Regions from separate parts of the Homo sapiens genome. Here region 1 is linked to region 2. Evidence: chromatin loops called from intact Hi-C (ENCODE). Cell type or tissue: mammary epithelial cell. All regions are shown on one strand.

Evidence for each region. Peaks named below come from ENCODE experiments on the same cell type or tissue, not always from the same donor. Only the 100,000 strongest peaks of a DNase experiment are listed, where the experiment ranks them.
Region 1: a loop joins it to region 2, with 5 times the contacts of the local background. A loop is called at or near these places in 10 of 110 quality-filtered maps.

The regions. Positions count from the first base shown.
Region 1 is chr3:14,475,771-14,483,770 of GRCh38, forward strand. SLC6A6 (solute carrier family 6 member 6) reads left to right here. Exons shown (of 15, transcript NM_003043.6): 11 at 1,435-1,572; 12 at 2,696-2,798; 13 at 3,315-3,415; 14 at 5,901-6,071. Among named protein-coding and RNA genes, the nearest start is that of GRIP2, 61 kb to the right of the region's middle. In mammary epithelial cell, no CTCF peak of the experiment used is centred here; a DNase peak (open chromatin) is centred at 4,701.
Region 2 is chr3:13,654,044-13,662,043 of GRCh38, forward strand. The region is part of intron 1 of LINC00620 (long intergenic non-protein coding RNA 620); the gene reads left to right. LOC100293612 (a long non-coding RNA gene) reads right to left here and starts at 135. Exons shown (of 2, transcript XR_110033.3): 1 at 48-135. RefSeq lists an enhancer at 491-991. In mammary epithelial cell, CTCF peaks have their summits at 1,447 (motif pointing right) and 3,979; no DNase peak of the experiment used is centred here.

The DNA.
Region 1 (8,000 bases), 820 kb after region 2:
TTCGGTGGCAATTTAGGTTCAAAACCCCTGCGGCAGACACATGAGTCAGAGGTCAAAAAAGCAGCCTCTTCTCTTGGATCCCTCTTGAGAGCCTCCTGCTCGTCTTTTCCCTTATTCCTGGTGGCAGTCTCATCTCTCCAGCCCTTGTCAGCACATGAAAGGGATTTCTCCCCGTTTGTGTTCCTTCCCTGGATTTTCCTGCAATGCGTCCCAAAGGAGGAAGGGGTTAGATTTCTCTGGTAGGAATGCTGGGGAAACGTCCTTCCCAAAAGCCTCGTTCAGATGAAAGGACATCTGGGTCCAGGTTGAATAAGCTCTTCAACTTTTGAAGGAATCAGATAGGCCTTGGAGGGTGTGTTGGTTGGCAGGGAAGTTTGGGTGTAGCCATCCAAATTTAAAGTGCTGCTGTGTGCTCTTTAACCCCAAAGCTTCTCTTTTAAGACTGTGCTACATGCACAGATGCCTGCACACAGGAGGAGAGGAAGAGCTGAGTCTGGAGACCATCAGCTGGGCATTAGATCAATGGCGATGCCTACCCACAGGGTGGAGTTTTATCAATTAAAAAATGAGGCAGCTTTCTGTGTAATGATGTGGAACAACCCCCAAGATAAATGGTTAGGCACGAGATGGAAAGGTTTAGAAAGACTGAGAATTCCCCTGAAATGTTACCTACAGAGGGGCCTTTTCCAACCAGCTTCTTTTCCTTTGGGAGCCCAGGAAGGGGTTCCTGGAGTCCCAGGCAGCACACACAGCGTGTGTGCGCACATGCAAAGTCCTCTCATGGGCTTGTGATCCCCAAAGGATTGAAAGCCACTGTGTGAATCTGACCTGAACTGCCTGCCATTCCACTGATGGGGAAACTGAGGCTCAGACTTCCCCTGACCTGCCAAGCAAGTTGGTGCTAAGGTCCACCCATTCATCACATTTTCTGAGCAGCCAATGTGTCTGGCAGGGCTCGGCATTCGAGGCCCAAAAGTGAATGTGATACCACCCTTATCTTCCACGAGGATGGAGATCAGTGAGGGAGGTTGTCATGGCAACACATATATGCCCCTGAATGTGCCAGGACAGAGGGTCAGCATTGGCTTCAGAGGCGCAGTTGTTCTCAAGCTCAGCTTTGGAGGATGGGGAAAGGCATTCTGGTGGCAGGAACAGCCTGAGAGAAGATGCAGAGGTGTGGAATATTTGGCCAGCTCGGTGTGGACCACCGAATGTTGCGTTGTCTGGCTCCGAGGAGTGGCAGGCGGGACTCCCCAGGCACAGTCAGGGAGGCCAGGCTTCCACACTTGGACTTGATCTCACAGGCCAATTCTGGACACAAGGATGGTCACGTCTGCTCCTGCATTGTGTGTTCCTGGGCCCTTCCCTCCGAGCAGCAGGCAAGGGTGGCCTGAGCGTCAGCCGCTCACCAGCTCTCTCTCTTCCCCTCCTCAGTTTGTTGAAGTTGAAGGACAGATCACATCCTTGGTTGATCTTTACCCATCCTTCCTAAGGAAGGGTTATCGTCGGGAAATCTTCATCGCCTTCGTGTGTAGCATCAGCTACCTGCTGGGGCTGACGATGGTGACGGAGGTAGGTGGCTCTCTCAGCTGTGTTTCAGGCTTGGTGCTCCAGTGCCCTCCTCAAGGCCATAGTGGAGGCAGCAGCTGGGTGAGAGGGCCAGGTAGGGGCTTCATCTCCCAGCCCCACCCAATTCAGGGGTCCTGCTTGGACCAACACTGGGGGTAGCACGAGGGGGCTCAGGAGCCCACAGCTGACCCAAACTACCCAATTATTTTGCCTGTTGCTGTGGCAACACTGTGACCACCCGCTGCCCTCTGTCCTGGGAAGAGGATCTTCAGCTGAAATCCATTTCACAACATCTCTGTTCACCCCTGACTGTGTGCCCTTCTCAGGCCTGGGGGTGGGGTGGAGACATTCTCAAGGGTAAACGCAGGCCTCCCAGGAAATACCACAGCACCACGTAGAGGTGCACCACCTTGCAGGTCACCTGCCACAGGACCGAGTCCTGGTGGGTATGGGTTGATAGGGGGCACATACACTATTCAGAGGGTGAGCAGGGGCCAGGAGGAGGGGCGATTTCAGATGCAGACAAGGGAAGCAAAGAGCAGAAGGGAACGGGAACGTCTAAGACGTGTCTAGCAAGAGGCAAGCCAGATGAGATAAAGATTGTACTAAGAATGGAAGCCTAGCATCAAAGCCAGGGCACGCTCTCTCCTGCATGCCCCCCCCCACCACCTCCCCTGTTCCCCAGGAACGGGTCCCATTTAACAGTTCTCCGAAAACCCAATTCAGGGCTTCACTTCACCATTTTTCCTTACCAGAAGTAAAAGTGTTTTTCTGGAGGTATTTGTAAGAACCCCCACCCCAGAAGTCAGATTTTAGGGCCACTCACTGAGCAGCTGGGTGACCCTGGAGTCTTCTCTGTCAGCTGCACTTGGTGTGAAGCACCTCCTTGGGAAGCAGGCTCCCGTGGACCCATCATTTTGCTTTCATTTATCTGTATGTGTGTTTTTAATTACATTTGTCAAACATGAAGTTGAGCATCTTTTTGTATATTTATCTGGTCATCAGAGTCTTTGTCCATTTTTCTCTTGGGTTTTTTTAATCTTATTGATATGCCAGAGCTCTTTGTATATGAAAGAAATTGGAGACCAGGTAGGAAATCGACCTTCTGTGGTTTTTTTCTTCACAGGGTGGCATGTATGTGTTTCAGCTCTTTGACTACTATGCAGCTAGCGGTGTATGCCTTTTGTGGGTTGCATTCTTTGAATGTTTTGTTATTGCCTGGATATATGGTGAGTACAGATTTTTTCATGTCCTTTCTCAAGGCTCTCCTTTGGGCTTCTCTACTTAGAAGCTTCAGAAGCAGAGAATACTAACAGAAATTCAATTTGAGTTGAACAGTAGGCCCTCCCTACCTAGACTACACAAATAATCTCACTGTAGCCACACTGAAGATCCTCCTGGTGCTAAAGGTGTGAGGTGTGACTGGATGTTTTCACAGTTTCAGAACTTGGTTGTGCAGGACCTGGAATACTCCTTTTTTATCTCCTTGAGGCCTTGGGTTTGAGTTTGGGCTGTGCCTAAGATTGCACACCTAGGGTTTGGAGTGTGCCTCAGATTGCCAGAAAAATACAAGATGCAGAGTTATATTTGAATTTCATGTAAATGTCTGTTTTTGCCACACTTGTATATCCATGGTGTGGAGATGCAGAGGCCTGGATCAGGTCCCAGAGACCCCACTCATGGCCCCTGAGCTGCTGCTGGCCTTGAACGCTGTGTCAGAAAATGTCCCCCTCTGTCTCTTGCAGGAGGTGATAACCTTTATGATGGTATTGAGGACATGATTGGCTATCGGCCCGGGCCCTGGATGAAGTACAGCTGGGCTGTGATCACTCCAGTTCTCTGTGTTGTGAGTTCCATTTCTGTGGCTCTGGCTGGTGGCCTCTTCTCCCTGGGGCTTGACATTTTCACCCGCTAAACCATCTTTCATGCAGCATCTGTTCAGCGTGGGCTTATAATAAACCCAGCTTCAGCGCTGCCTGGGAGAGGGGAGGAAGGCTGCTCCAGGGAGTTAGCTTGAGTTGAGTTTTGAAGGATAAGTAGGAATTTGTCAGGAGTAGAAAACAAGAAGGGCATTTCTGGCAGAGGAGCCAGCCTGTGCGGGGCCAAGGCATCCTAAAAGAAGAGGGTGTATCTGGAGCATGTTGAGAAATCCAGGGGATCCAGAATTGAAAGCACATTCTTTCCCCAAACCTTCCAGAGCGCATGAGCTCTGTTTGGGTCACTGGGGAAGTAGAGGGGCCTTTGGGATATCTAGTAGAGAGGTCATAGACATTGGAAATGGGGTGTTTCCATGGAGAGGTGGGGGTAGTAGCTTAGAGAGGGGAAGTCCTGGGTTCTCCCAAGGATAGGGAAGCTTTGGACTCACCCAGGCCCAAGGGTATCAGTGTGCCACGTTGTTCTTCCCACGAGGATGCTCTCGCCCACCATGTTGGAGTTGGCCTTGGCACCTGCCCATGCAGTCTGCTTCATGGTCGCACTCCAGGGTGCCAGTGAGTGGAATTCCTCCATGGCAAAGCCGTCAGGGTTTGCAATCACTTGTGATCATTGGAGCTTATTGCCAGGGAGACCACATCCATCCTGCCATTCACGGCTCCACTATGGGGAGCACAAATGGCCCAATATTCCTTGGATTTAGGAGACAGGTGCTGAGGACAAATAGGCCCTCCCCTCCGTGACCTGCTATCAGGCCAGACTAAGTCAATGTTGCTGTTAACTCATGATATGACCTCAAGCAAGTCACTTCCCTCTGTGAGCCTCAGTTTCCCCACTTGTAAAACCAGGAGACTGTGAAGGAGGACCCCGGTGGCAGCTGACGACCTTAGACTGTTACTGTTATTTAATATGCATATGAAGCCTTTTCCTCTGAAGTGCAGACTTTCTCCCACAAAAATAAGTAATGGTAAGAGCCAGTAACCACAACAATTGGTGAGTTTATCTTTGGAGATGAGTTTAGTTGGCCCACCTGTGTTCTCATCCTGGTTTAATGTTTGCTTGTGGGCAGCTCTTCTCAGCACTCTGACCCTCAGTTTCCTTATCTCTCTCCCTGAGGAGCTGGATACGTCAGAGATAGGCTGCATTCCCAGGTGGTGAGATGAGGTCACCCTCATGGAGAGGAATGGGAAACAGGCAGGCACTGGCTCAAGCTCCTCCTGCTTGGGAGGGCCCAGGGCAGCATCTCTTGGGACTCACTCATCTGAGCCACAGCCCTACACGTAGGGACGGGAACAACAGCAGGGCCAGACGTGCAGTTGGTGCCCAGTAAAAGATGCCTGCAGGCTAGTGCTCTCCCTTGCCCATCACCGACTCTGCTTTAGAAAGATGCATCTTCCTGTCAAATCCCAGTTACTAGGTGTTGAAGAGTTAGGCCATTTTCACATTATGGAACAATCAGAGGCCACCCTGGGCCCTCCTCAGAGATGCTGTCATTCTGACTAGAAGCAGAAGCCCCGGGAGCCCCGAGCCAGCCTTAGGTGCTCTTCTCACAGGGAAAGGTGGGCTTTGCTCCCTTTAGAGGCACAGGGCTGACCCCACCCCACCATTCATGCATGCTGATGGCCACTAGCCATTAGCATGGACCCAGGGCTGGGCTGTGGACACCGAACAGGGCAAGGCTCAGGTGCCCAGGCCCCTGCTGCTGGTGGCTCAGAGATAGACATGGAGGGTGGCAGTGGGGGAAGAAAGGCTTTCATCTACGCTGCTAGCACTTATGGTGCACTTGTTGTATGTACCTGGAGCTGCACTGGGTGTTAAAGAACTAGGACAAGACACACACATTCCTACTCTCAGACTCACAGTCTGGCAGAACACGTGTGCCCAAGAGATGGTTACAACCACTCGCTTTCTGGAAGGAGAGGTATGGGTGGTGCCTGGGCAAGTAAGGCAGACCCAGTGGAGCCAAGTTAGGATGAGAAGATGTGGGGGAAAGAGGGCCAGGCAGAGGAAACAGCCCATGCCAAGACCCAGAGTTCAGTGACAGAGGAGCTAGAAGGAATTCTTCAGGGTGGCTGGAGTGTGGACACGGAGGGAGAGTTGAGGCAGATGAGGGAGGAAGGGGTACAGCTTCTGCTGACACTCCCGGCTGCACCGAGGAGTTTGGGCTGCATCTGCTGGCACTGGGAGCCACAGAAGGGTTTTGAGCAGGGAAACGACTTACTGTGTTTTTACCGGGGCGGGGGGGATCCTTATGGCAGCAGAGAGGGGTGTGAGTTCTGAGCCAGTCCTTTCCCAAGGAGAGAGACCCTTCCCTCAGGTTGAGGCCAGTCCTAGTCCCAGAAGCCCCCCACCCCCCGATGCCCAGGACCCCTCTCCTGACTGCCCCCATCTCTCCGCAGGGATGTTTCATCTTCTCGCTCGTCAAGTACGTACCCCTGACCTACAACAAAACATACGTGTACCCCAACTGGGCCATTGGGCTGGGCTGGAGCCTGGCCCTTTCCTCCATGCTCTGCGTTCCCTTGGTCATCGTCATCCGCCTCTGCCAGACTGAGGGGCCGTTCCTTGTGGTAAGTGCTTGGGCCCAGGGCCAGGGGAGGTGGGAGGCGCGAGGCCAAAGGTGATTGTTGTCAGTTTGCTGCGTGATCTCAGGCAAGTCACCTGCCCTCTCTGAGCCATAGTTCCCTCACCCATCCAGTGGTTCAGCTTATGGGCAGCAGAGTGCATTGTGGGAAGACGGGAAGCAAGTAGAGTTCACATGGGAGAAGGCTTTATGGAGACATTGGAAGCCGGGCTGTGGGGTGAGGAGGAACTTGCCAGATGGAGAATGTGAGAGGGAAGGTGTTCCTGGTGTTGGCAGAGTTGGGGTGGGCAGTGAGGCTGGAGAGGTGACTGTAGCTTTGGATGCCAAGCTAAGAGCTGGGGCTTTATCCTGGGACCAGTGGGGCCATGTTCCTGAAGCGGTGGGACAAAGCCAGGAGCCTAGGGAGGAAGCCTGAGCCCCACCCAGATGCCTTCTTTTATTGAGGAGCCAAATTTAGGATCATCCCAGCCCATGCTGGGGTCTTCTCCGGATCTGTGGCGGCAGCCAGACCTCTGCCTCTGTGCCTGCTGGGGCCTCCCCTGGCCCCACCTACCTTCAGCCTCCTCTCAGAAATTCCTCCAACAGCCCTGGAGATCCCAGGCCCTGGCAAAGGCCCTACTCTTTCCAAGAAATTCTTTTCTCAGAATCTCCCTTAACCTTTTGAGCTTGGGCTGGCTCCAAGAGTGCACTGTTTTGTTCTGGGCTGTTTTTATTGTTATTCTCTTTTAAAAATCTGGAGCCAGGATGTCCTGGGGCCCTGGCTCCCTGCTGGGCTGGGTCCTGTTTCCTCCTGGGCAGGGGAATGGCCTGGAGGTGGTGCTGGTGGCAGGGGAGGGAGGGGAGACTGAGGAAGCTGGCAGGGCAGGAGGAAATCCTTGAAACTGGGGGGGCCCCTGGGGTTATCCTGGAGCTTTTGACCCATTCTATTTTTTCAGAGGACAGAGGGCAGCACCCCAACCAGTCTTTAGCCAGAACGCTAAATGGCCCTATGAGCTGTTAACAGACTGAAATACTGGGCCTGGGGACAGGCAGGGAACAGTGACTGTCCCGAGCCCTCCAGGTGACCCCACAATACTCCAGGCCAACCCAACCAGAGTTTCCAGAATGTCCTTACTGTCCAGAAGCCAAAGGGTTCATTAGGGCACAGCAAGGGGTCTCTAAAGGTTCTGATTGGTCTAGGGGTCTCTGCTCTGATTGGTGAGTGCCCAAAGCAATTACATACCATTGGTTCAGGGGGACACCCAACAGGTCACTAACTTGGTGTCCTTCAAAGCCTCATTTTAAAATATTGGTCCAGCCCACATTTAGAAGTTTGGGTGGAGTGGGGTTGGCATGGGGGAAAGAGGTGGGGGAGTGGGTGAGGGCAGGCTTCACCCCACACTGGTACCCCGTCCTCCTGTGCCAGTCTGACTTCACCAAAGGCCCCTGTGAAGGCAGTTGAGCCACCATCTGTCTGTCTTTCTTTATGTGCCCCTCAGGGGCTCCCACCTGCACAAGTCATCAAGGTGTCCTCCCAGCCATGAGCTTCTCTCTGAGCCAGGTTCTGGCAAACCCAGATCTCTGTCCCAGGATGGTTCCAGCTCTGCCTGAGCCTCCTGTGTAGGCAGAGCCCCAAGTGGCTGCCTGGGGGTTTGACTCTCCTCCGCCCTCCCAGGCACAGCCCATTGTATGGATGTGGAGAGGCAAAGTGATGGAGGGAGAGCTGGCAGGTGGCTCAGGTGAGGGAAGTCATGGGGGTAGGGCTGGGAGCAAACTGGAGAAGGTGCTACAAGGAGGGGACCTGGGCCTGGAGTTGCCAGATCTTGCAGCTTTTCAAGAAAAGATGGAAAACTGGATTTAAAAACAAAAAAAATAGAGACAGGGTCTTGCTCCTTTGCCCAGGCTGGAGTGCAGTGGCTCAATCACAGCCTCAAAT
Region 2 (8,000 bases):
CCTCCCCTTTCTCTGCCGTGTCCACAGCTCAGTGAGCCCATTCCCACCTCGGGGCCTTTGCACTTGCCGGTCCCTCTGCCTGGCACATGCTGGCTTCAGTGTTCATAAAGCTCCCTCCCTCCCGTCACTCAGGTCTCTCCTCAGATGTCACCTCGTCAGAGTGGCCTGTGCTGACTGCCATATCTACAATACCCTTCCCAACGCCTGGCATCCGCCTCCTCACTCTTGTATGAGTGTCTTCAAGGCACGTTCACTTGTGGCTATTGCTTAATATATTTAGTTGCAGGAGTATAATCTGGGGGCCCCTGGGAGACAGACCCTGGCATGATGGGTGTTGTGATGGGGGAAACCGGGCCATGTCCTGGGGACTGAGAGCAAGTTGCTGCCCTTCTGGGCCTCAGTTTCCCCTTCTGTTCCGTAAGGCCCAGGCTCTCTCCCTGCCCGCTCACGTGTCCTGGGAATGCTGAGCCTTTGCTTTGTCCTGGAAGTGGGGTTGCCATGGAAACAGAGGCAGGAGGCTCCAGCAGAGGCAGCATCCGCCTCCCTTTGTTAGACCCAGGGCCTGCTTTCTGGGGGGCCCCCTTCTGTGGAGGAGTCTGTGCTTCTTGAGGGGCCAGTAGCCTCTACTTGGCCCTGCTCTGGCCGTCCTGCTCCCAGCCCCCAGCTTGCAATTTGCTTCACTAGATTGTAAAGCAGATGATGAAAGGGCAGTGTACCAGGTTAGGAGTGGAAGGTCAGGGGCATCAGGACCCAGGGCACCGGGAAGCAGGAGTGTGTTCTCACCTCAAGTGGCTTTAGACAGTTCCCCCATCGTCCTCTGTGCCCCTAGCCCTGGCACTCCCTCTGCACACAGCTCCGCTTTGATCAAACCAGTGCCTGGCCCACCTCCCTGCTCCCATGCCCACTGGGGCAGGATGTGGGCTTGGCGGGGAGTGACACATGGCAGCCCTAGGCGTGGCGACAACTGGAGACATCCCGTCTGCCTCAGGTTCCCCCTTAGGGCCGGGCGATACAGGAAGGGGGACCTGCTCGTGAGCACAGCTGGGCGATGGGATGCCAACTCCTTGCCCAGGTAGCCCCAGGACGGCGCTGCAGCAGGAGTGTCCCTGATCCCGGGTGGTCGCTCTCCAGCCCGCCAGGCTCTCCGACGGGCTCAACCCGCAGCCCCTGGCCGGGGCTGGGGCCGGGACGCCAGGCCCCTGTGGGGACGGTTCCCTCCAGCAGTTGGCGAGGCTCGGCCGGCCAAGGGGCCGGTTCCTCCCGCTGGCAGCCGCCCGGCCGCCGCCTTCCGCCCTTGCCCGCCCGCGGCCGTCCCCGAGCCGCTCCCGGCCGGGCCTTGAGCGCCTTTTCCTCTTCCCGGCGCCCCGGCCGCCCGGCGCGTCCAGCTAAGCAGGAAGGGCCCGCCCGCGCCCAAGGCCAGGGCCTCAGCCGGAGGTCGCCCGCCGCCAGGGGCCGCTGCGGCGCCGGGGACGCGCGAGGCCTGAGGGTCTCCCAGGCGCGCCCAAGACCCATCCGCGCCGGCCGCCTGCCCTGCTGCGTCTGCCCACTGCCCCTGGGGCGCGTGATGGTCCCCTCGACGCTCCGCCCTGGCTTCCCCCATTAGTGCCATTAGTGCCTGTGTGAGTGGGACCTGGGTTGGAGGGACCTGCCAAGCTAACCCTAGGGGACCCCTCCTCCAGGGAGCCACCTCCCCCTCGCACTTTCGAGGGGAGTGGCTGCCCAGAGATAACCAGAGACTGCAGGGCGCCTTGGGCCACCTCTCTGGAAGGCACAGACAGGTGCCATCCTTTTCTGGGCCTGAAGGCTTTCCCAGAGAGCAGGAGGAGGAAGTCCCGGGAACATCCCATTAAGGAGATGACACTCTCTTAGGTGTCTATAATATCGCTGCTTTGGAATCTCAGCGGCAGAATTCAGGACCCCTGCCCTCAGAGTTTCAGTACAGTGTAGCCATGAGGCACCCGGATGGCTTGGGTTCAAATCCCAGCTCTGCCATTTTCCAGGCAAGTCCCCTAACTTCTCTGGGCCTAGGTTTCCCATCTGTGAGATGGGGCTGCTGATGGTACCAGCCCCATCGGGTTGTGGCAAGGACTGGACACCCAGTGCAGTTAAGCTCTAGCACAGCACCCGAGGTGATGATTACCATCACTCGCTACAGTGGATTGGACTCACAGGGTCAGGAGCCCAGAGACTTACATTGGAGCACAGAGATTCAGGGTCTTGAGAAAGATAGCAGGATCTACCTTGCAGGGAATATTTGGTCCAAAATTTTCTCTTCCTGGGAAGAAAAGGAAAATGAGAGGCCCCAGTACATTGAGCCACAGTGGTGAAGTCTGTGCCAGGCCAAGACTGAGGCCTTGGAGATGCAAACCAGCTAGGTGGCAGGGGCCAGTTGCAAAACACTTTGAGCCCCAGGCTCCCCATCTGTAAAATGGGCACTGCTGCCTCTCATGCGGGGCACGTCAGGGATGGGGTGTAGCACACATAGGTGCTTAGCAAACATGGGGAGGAGTCTCCCCTACTTTATCACACAGCAAGGGAGGCTTTCATGGGGAGACTGGGCCGGCTGTCTCCTTCTTCCCAGGAGAGAGTGATGACAACAGCTGTCGGGCCATCCTCGAAAGGTGCTGGGCAGGTGGAGGGCAGCCCTCGGTGCCCCTGGTTGTCCCCTGAGCCATCCATCCCTCTTCCCTGCTGTGGCTTCCATGCCCTGAGCAGCAAGTGGGAGGTGAACAGTAGTTGGAGAGGGGGCAGGTGGGCACACCAGGTGTGGGTGCTTATGAAGGCACAGATTCAGAGCAGGGACAGGTTCAACATCAGTGAGATGGGGGCTTTGTGACCATCTTCAGTAGCCTCGCACTGTACCTACATGGAACTGAAGCAGAGGAGGATAAGGGACTTGCCCAAAGCCACATGGCCAGACAGAGGTGTGTAGGACGAAGTGGGCCAAGCCCGTATGTCTCTTGCATGAGCAATGTCCATGCCTGATTCATTTCTATAGACCCCTCTGTATCAGCATGGAGCAGCATGAAGATATATTTGTTGAGTGGATGACTGTGTCTGTCAGGCCACATTACCAAAGGTCTATACTTGCAACGAGGGAGGGGACATCCAGTTTTGCTTTATTCTCTGAGCTCTCTGGCTCCTATGCTCAGCTCCAGACACATCAGTGGACCCTGAGATGAACAGCAAGCCCTGGAGACAGCATTCTGTCAGGAGATGGGGTGGCTCAGCTTGGAGGGGGTCCCCACTGCTGTCCCTAATTCTCTGCAGGGTTGTCCTGGGGCAGAAGGGTTAGGAGGAGCTGGTAGATCTGTGGGCAGGACCGGGACCTTGGGAAGACAGGTCCCAAGCTTATGAAGAAGTCTCCCAGTTTTACTCATAGCTGCCGTATGGGGGTGAACAAGTTGGGACAGCTATTTAGTGGAAATGTTCATGCAGTTATTTTTCCAAAAGTCTTTATCGGTCACCTACTGTGTGCCAGACACTGGAGCTGATATTATTTTACTGGAGAATTTGATAGTCAACAAATAAACAAATCGATAGTATGACATTAGATGGAGACAAGTAGGAAGATGAACAACAAAGCAGGACTGGGGTCAGAGGGCACCAGCGAGGGGCCTTGGTTAGACAGCGGGGCTGCCATTGGGCGGGAAATGGGATGATGTGAAAAGCGAAGCGAAGAGTGCGCCAGGCAGAGGGACCTGCAGGAGCAAAGGCTGGGAAGTGGGAATGTGCTGACAAGAGGCGTGGCTGGAGTGTAGTGAGCGAGACTCCCGGGCAGTACTGTGCCCTGCACCCCAGTGCCCTCTTGCCTTCTGCCCGGTGCAGTCACCCCTTCCTTACTCAAGCCCGTTCCACAGCCCCAAAGCTCCACGGCCCCAAAGCTCCACAGCCCCAGAGCTCCACAGCCCCAAAGCTCCACAGCCCCAGAGCTGCGTGGCTCCGGAAGGCTGCGTCAACCCCAGCGACCACACGGAGGCAGCAGAGAACACGGCTGGGACGAGGGCGGAGGGTGAGGACTGAATCTGAGCACCCTGGGGACTCCCAGGTAGCCGGGGCTGGAGACAGGACCCCTCCCTTGCTGCTTCTTTGTACCCAGCATCACATCTCTCTTCGAAAGTTCCTCCCTCCTAAGCAGCATGAACAGTGCCTGCTGAAATTACAGCTCCACTCCACTGCTCTGGAAGGCTCATCTCTTCAAGCCTCCATGCCTGCATCTGTGAAGTGGCAGCAAGCAGAGTTTCATCTCTAGGGGGGTACATCGCAAGTGCTCGGGAACGTTGTCTTCTTGCAACCATGTGTGCCTCACACAACTACCTGTGTGACTTTGGGCAACTCCCTGAGTCTCAGTTTCCACCCTCGTAAAGTGATGGTAGGACTATGGTGTGGGGATCTTCTGTATGCCAGGTACACATGCATAATGCATGCACAGATCCTGGCACTTAGTCAATGCCCAGTGACAATAACTAGTAATCATGACAATTGCATTGATGACCTGGGGGCTTAGAGTCGGGAGAGACCTGCTATTCGGAGGAGAACATTGAAGCTTGGGAAGAAGAGGTGTTTGCCCACCATATACTCACCAGGAATGAGAGGCCCAGGGGTCCCCTCAAGACTTTTGTCCATTTGACAGATGGGGACGCTGAGGTCGGGAGAGGGTTGGCAGCCTGGCCAAGGCCACCCTGTGGCAGGCATAGGACTAGAATCCAAGATGCCTGCTTCCCTTCACGGCTCATCCAACCATGTCTTGGGGCCCTCCCTTCTAGGGCAGGTGGTTTCTCAGGCTGCAGCTCCGGATGTTCCTTTTTCTTCTCCAACCTCCCCCCGCCCACACCCATGCCAGACTGTGTAATCTTGGAAAGCTGCATTCTTGGAAATCTGGTCCCTTCTAGTCTTTGAATTCTTCGAACTTCCTATTGGAGCTGCGGCCCCTAGTTCCCGATGGTGCCTGGGAGGGAGCCTCCTGATTTTGATGTTTTTCAGAGGGAATGAGGTGTTTCCAGTAGGTGGGCAGCCCAGGGTGGGTGGGTGGAGGTGGCAGTGTGGATGGCAGTTGGATGCAGAGAGGAGGAAGGGGACTTGGGGGGGCACCTGTGAGCCCCCTTCCACGGGACTTTTCCCCGGGGTGCACTTTCCCCCTTGGCTTGGAGAGGAAACAGTTTTCCATGTTCCTTTCTCTCTGTGTGCTTGGGAGACACCCACAGCCCTCTTGGAATAATTCCTCTGAAACCTCCAATACCTCCAGCGTCTCCCGGGGTATTTTTCTTGTGGTTAAGGTGGTATTTACAGTGAAAACAGCTATTGAAACGAATCGCAAAAATAATGTCAGTGTTTCCACTTTTGACAAAAATGGGAAGGCAGGTGGTTTCATGTCTGCGATAAGCGCATTGCTCCTGCAATAATTACTATTTGAGATAATTATGAAAAAGAATTTAAATACTTAAGGCATGCACAGGGGCCAGGACAACTTTCTTTTGCCTTATTCATAATTTCTGCTGCAAGTTGGAGTCTTGTCCTGACTGGGACGTGGGGTGGGCGTGGGATGCTGAGGAGCAGTGGGCCAGTGGCAGACCCAGCACTGAGACCTGCTCGAGGTTTGAGGGGCATGGTTGGGCCCAGAAAGAGTGCACATCTTGGAGTGGGACACACCTGGGTGGAAGATGAATGTTTTAGCAAGGCCATCCTAGGCAACTTTCTCTGCACCTCAGTTTCCTTATCTGTAAAATGGGGTGAATATTTGGGCCTTCCTTAGAGCATTGTATGGAAATTGAAGCAGACAGTGTATGAAAAGCACTCAGTGCTCTACATGGTCTACAGCCAGGGCTCAACACGCGCTGGGTCCCTTCCTGTGACATGGGAGGCCTGGGTGAGCTTCCGCTGCTCTGTTATCCACTGAGATCAAAGCCCAGAGTCTGAGAAGGCCCCAATGAGTCTGTATTTTCTTCCCTGCTCTCTCCTGCTTGAACTTCTTCCCAAAAGCAGAATTCAGAGAGTGGCAGGGCAGCAAATGCCCATGAGATTGGAGAGAAGCAGCCTCAGGGAGTCCTGGTCTCTGCCCCTGCGTGAGCCCAGAGGGTAAGCTGGGGCCAAGGACTGGAGGCCAATTCCACCTCTGTGTGTGGCCCGGGTTTCCCAGTTGGAACTCAGCAGGACTGGGCTGGACTGGGAGGGAGGAACCATTCTCCCAGTCACCTGAGATGTCCAAGCAGCACCTGGCTGACCATCTGCCAGTAATGCTGTGAAAGGGGCAGGTGTTGGGCTGTTGGACCCCTGAAGACCTCTAGTCCTGAGACTTAAGGGTGAGTCAGAACCAAGGTATCCTAGGGGCTCACAAGAGGTCAAGGCAGGTGCTGTTAGTTCTGCCCTGGCTCTGCCCTGACTCATCGCATGGGTCAATGCCTGACTCAGGCCTCACTTGCCCCATCTATGCAATAGGAGGGTTGGACTGTAAATGAAAAACCCAAAGAACAATGGCTTCAAGAAAGGAGAAATTTCTATCTCATTCATATTTAAGCCTCAAGGTAGGTGGTACAGATCTGGCATGGGGAACAGCTTCCTTCTAGCTCCTGGCTCCACCTAACCAAGGAGGAAATCTGGTCCTTGTGGTCCAAGATGGCTGCCAGAGTTCCAGCCATCACATCTAAGTTCTAAGTAGGAGGGAAGAAGAAAAAAGGACAGACTGTGGGTATCAGATGTCTTTTAGGAAAGGCTCCTGGAAGCTGATGTGGGACACTTTTGCTTATATCCTACTGATCAGAGCTTCATCACACAGCCACCCTTAGATGCCAGAGAGGCTGAAAGTGAGGGCTTTATTCTGGGAGCCCAGCTGAAATTCAGGGAAAGAAGGGGAGGATTGTCCTGGGGTCTACCAGCTGACTCTGCCACAGGACAATCTCGTCGGGTCCTTCTGCTTTGAGTCTTGGAGATTCTGAGGCTCTGGAAAGGCACAGTTTTCCATGACCCAGGCTTTAAGAACAGAATGTGGGCTAAGCTGAAATAAATGAGTTTTCAAAATTATAAGATTCTGGAATTTCCAAACACAGTGTGTGTGTGTGCATGGCATGTGTGCATGCATGTGTGTATGTGGCGTGTGTGTGTGGCGTGTGTGCCGAGGAGCACAGGTAGCAGATGTGGGGCTGTCGCAGGGCGGGGGCTGCTGGTGCCCCTTGGTGGGCAGCCTCTCTGGGCTCGCAGGCTGCTCCCTCAGCTCCTGGAATCTGCTCCTGCCGGCCTGTTTGTACACGTGCCTGTGTGCACTAGAGCCCCGGGGCCGGGGTGGTGGGAGGGGGGCGCCCAGGAATGCCTGCTGTTTTTAAGGCAGAGTTGTCTGTGCAGACTCCAGAGGTCTGGCTCCGCTGACGGGTGACTAGGGGGTGAAGGGCGCCCCAGAACAAGTTCCAGGCACCCAAGTGGGTGCGGAGGGGGTTATCAGGGTCAGAGCTGAGCTTCCATCTGATGGCCTCTCGGTTCTGAGTCAAGTATGAATTTTGTACCTACTTTGTGTAGGTTCTGGCCTTTAGGAGGTTGGGGCATTTTAATGCCTGTTCTGGAGGCAGGTGGAGGCCATGATCTGATTGGGCCTACACTGTCATATGCCCTGGGCAAAGGAAAAGTCTCTGCCCTCCAGGAGTCAATTAATACAGTCAATTAACAAAACAAATAGGCAAATAAATGGCCTGCACTAAGCTCTAGGGAACAAACCCAAGCAGGAAGTGGGGTGGGAGAGATGGCAGGGGTTGGAGTGATGGCGAGGCGATGGTCAATGACAGACTCACTGGAAAGGTGACTCTTGGGCAAACATTTGCAAGAGGAGGAGTGAGCCAAGTAGGCGTCTGAGACAGGGGCCTTCCAGGCGGTAGGCACATCCCAGGCAGAGGCCCCCAGGCAGGCATGGGCCTGGTGCGCTTGAATACTGTGCAAGGCCGGGGAGTAGCAGACTGGGTGCAGGGCGATCAGAGAGGCCACATGGCCAGAAGGTGTGCAGCACCTTGAAGCCACAG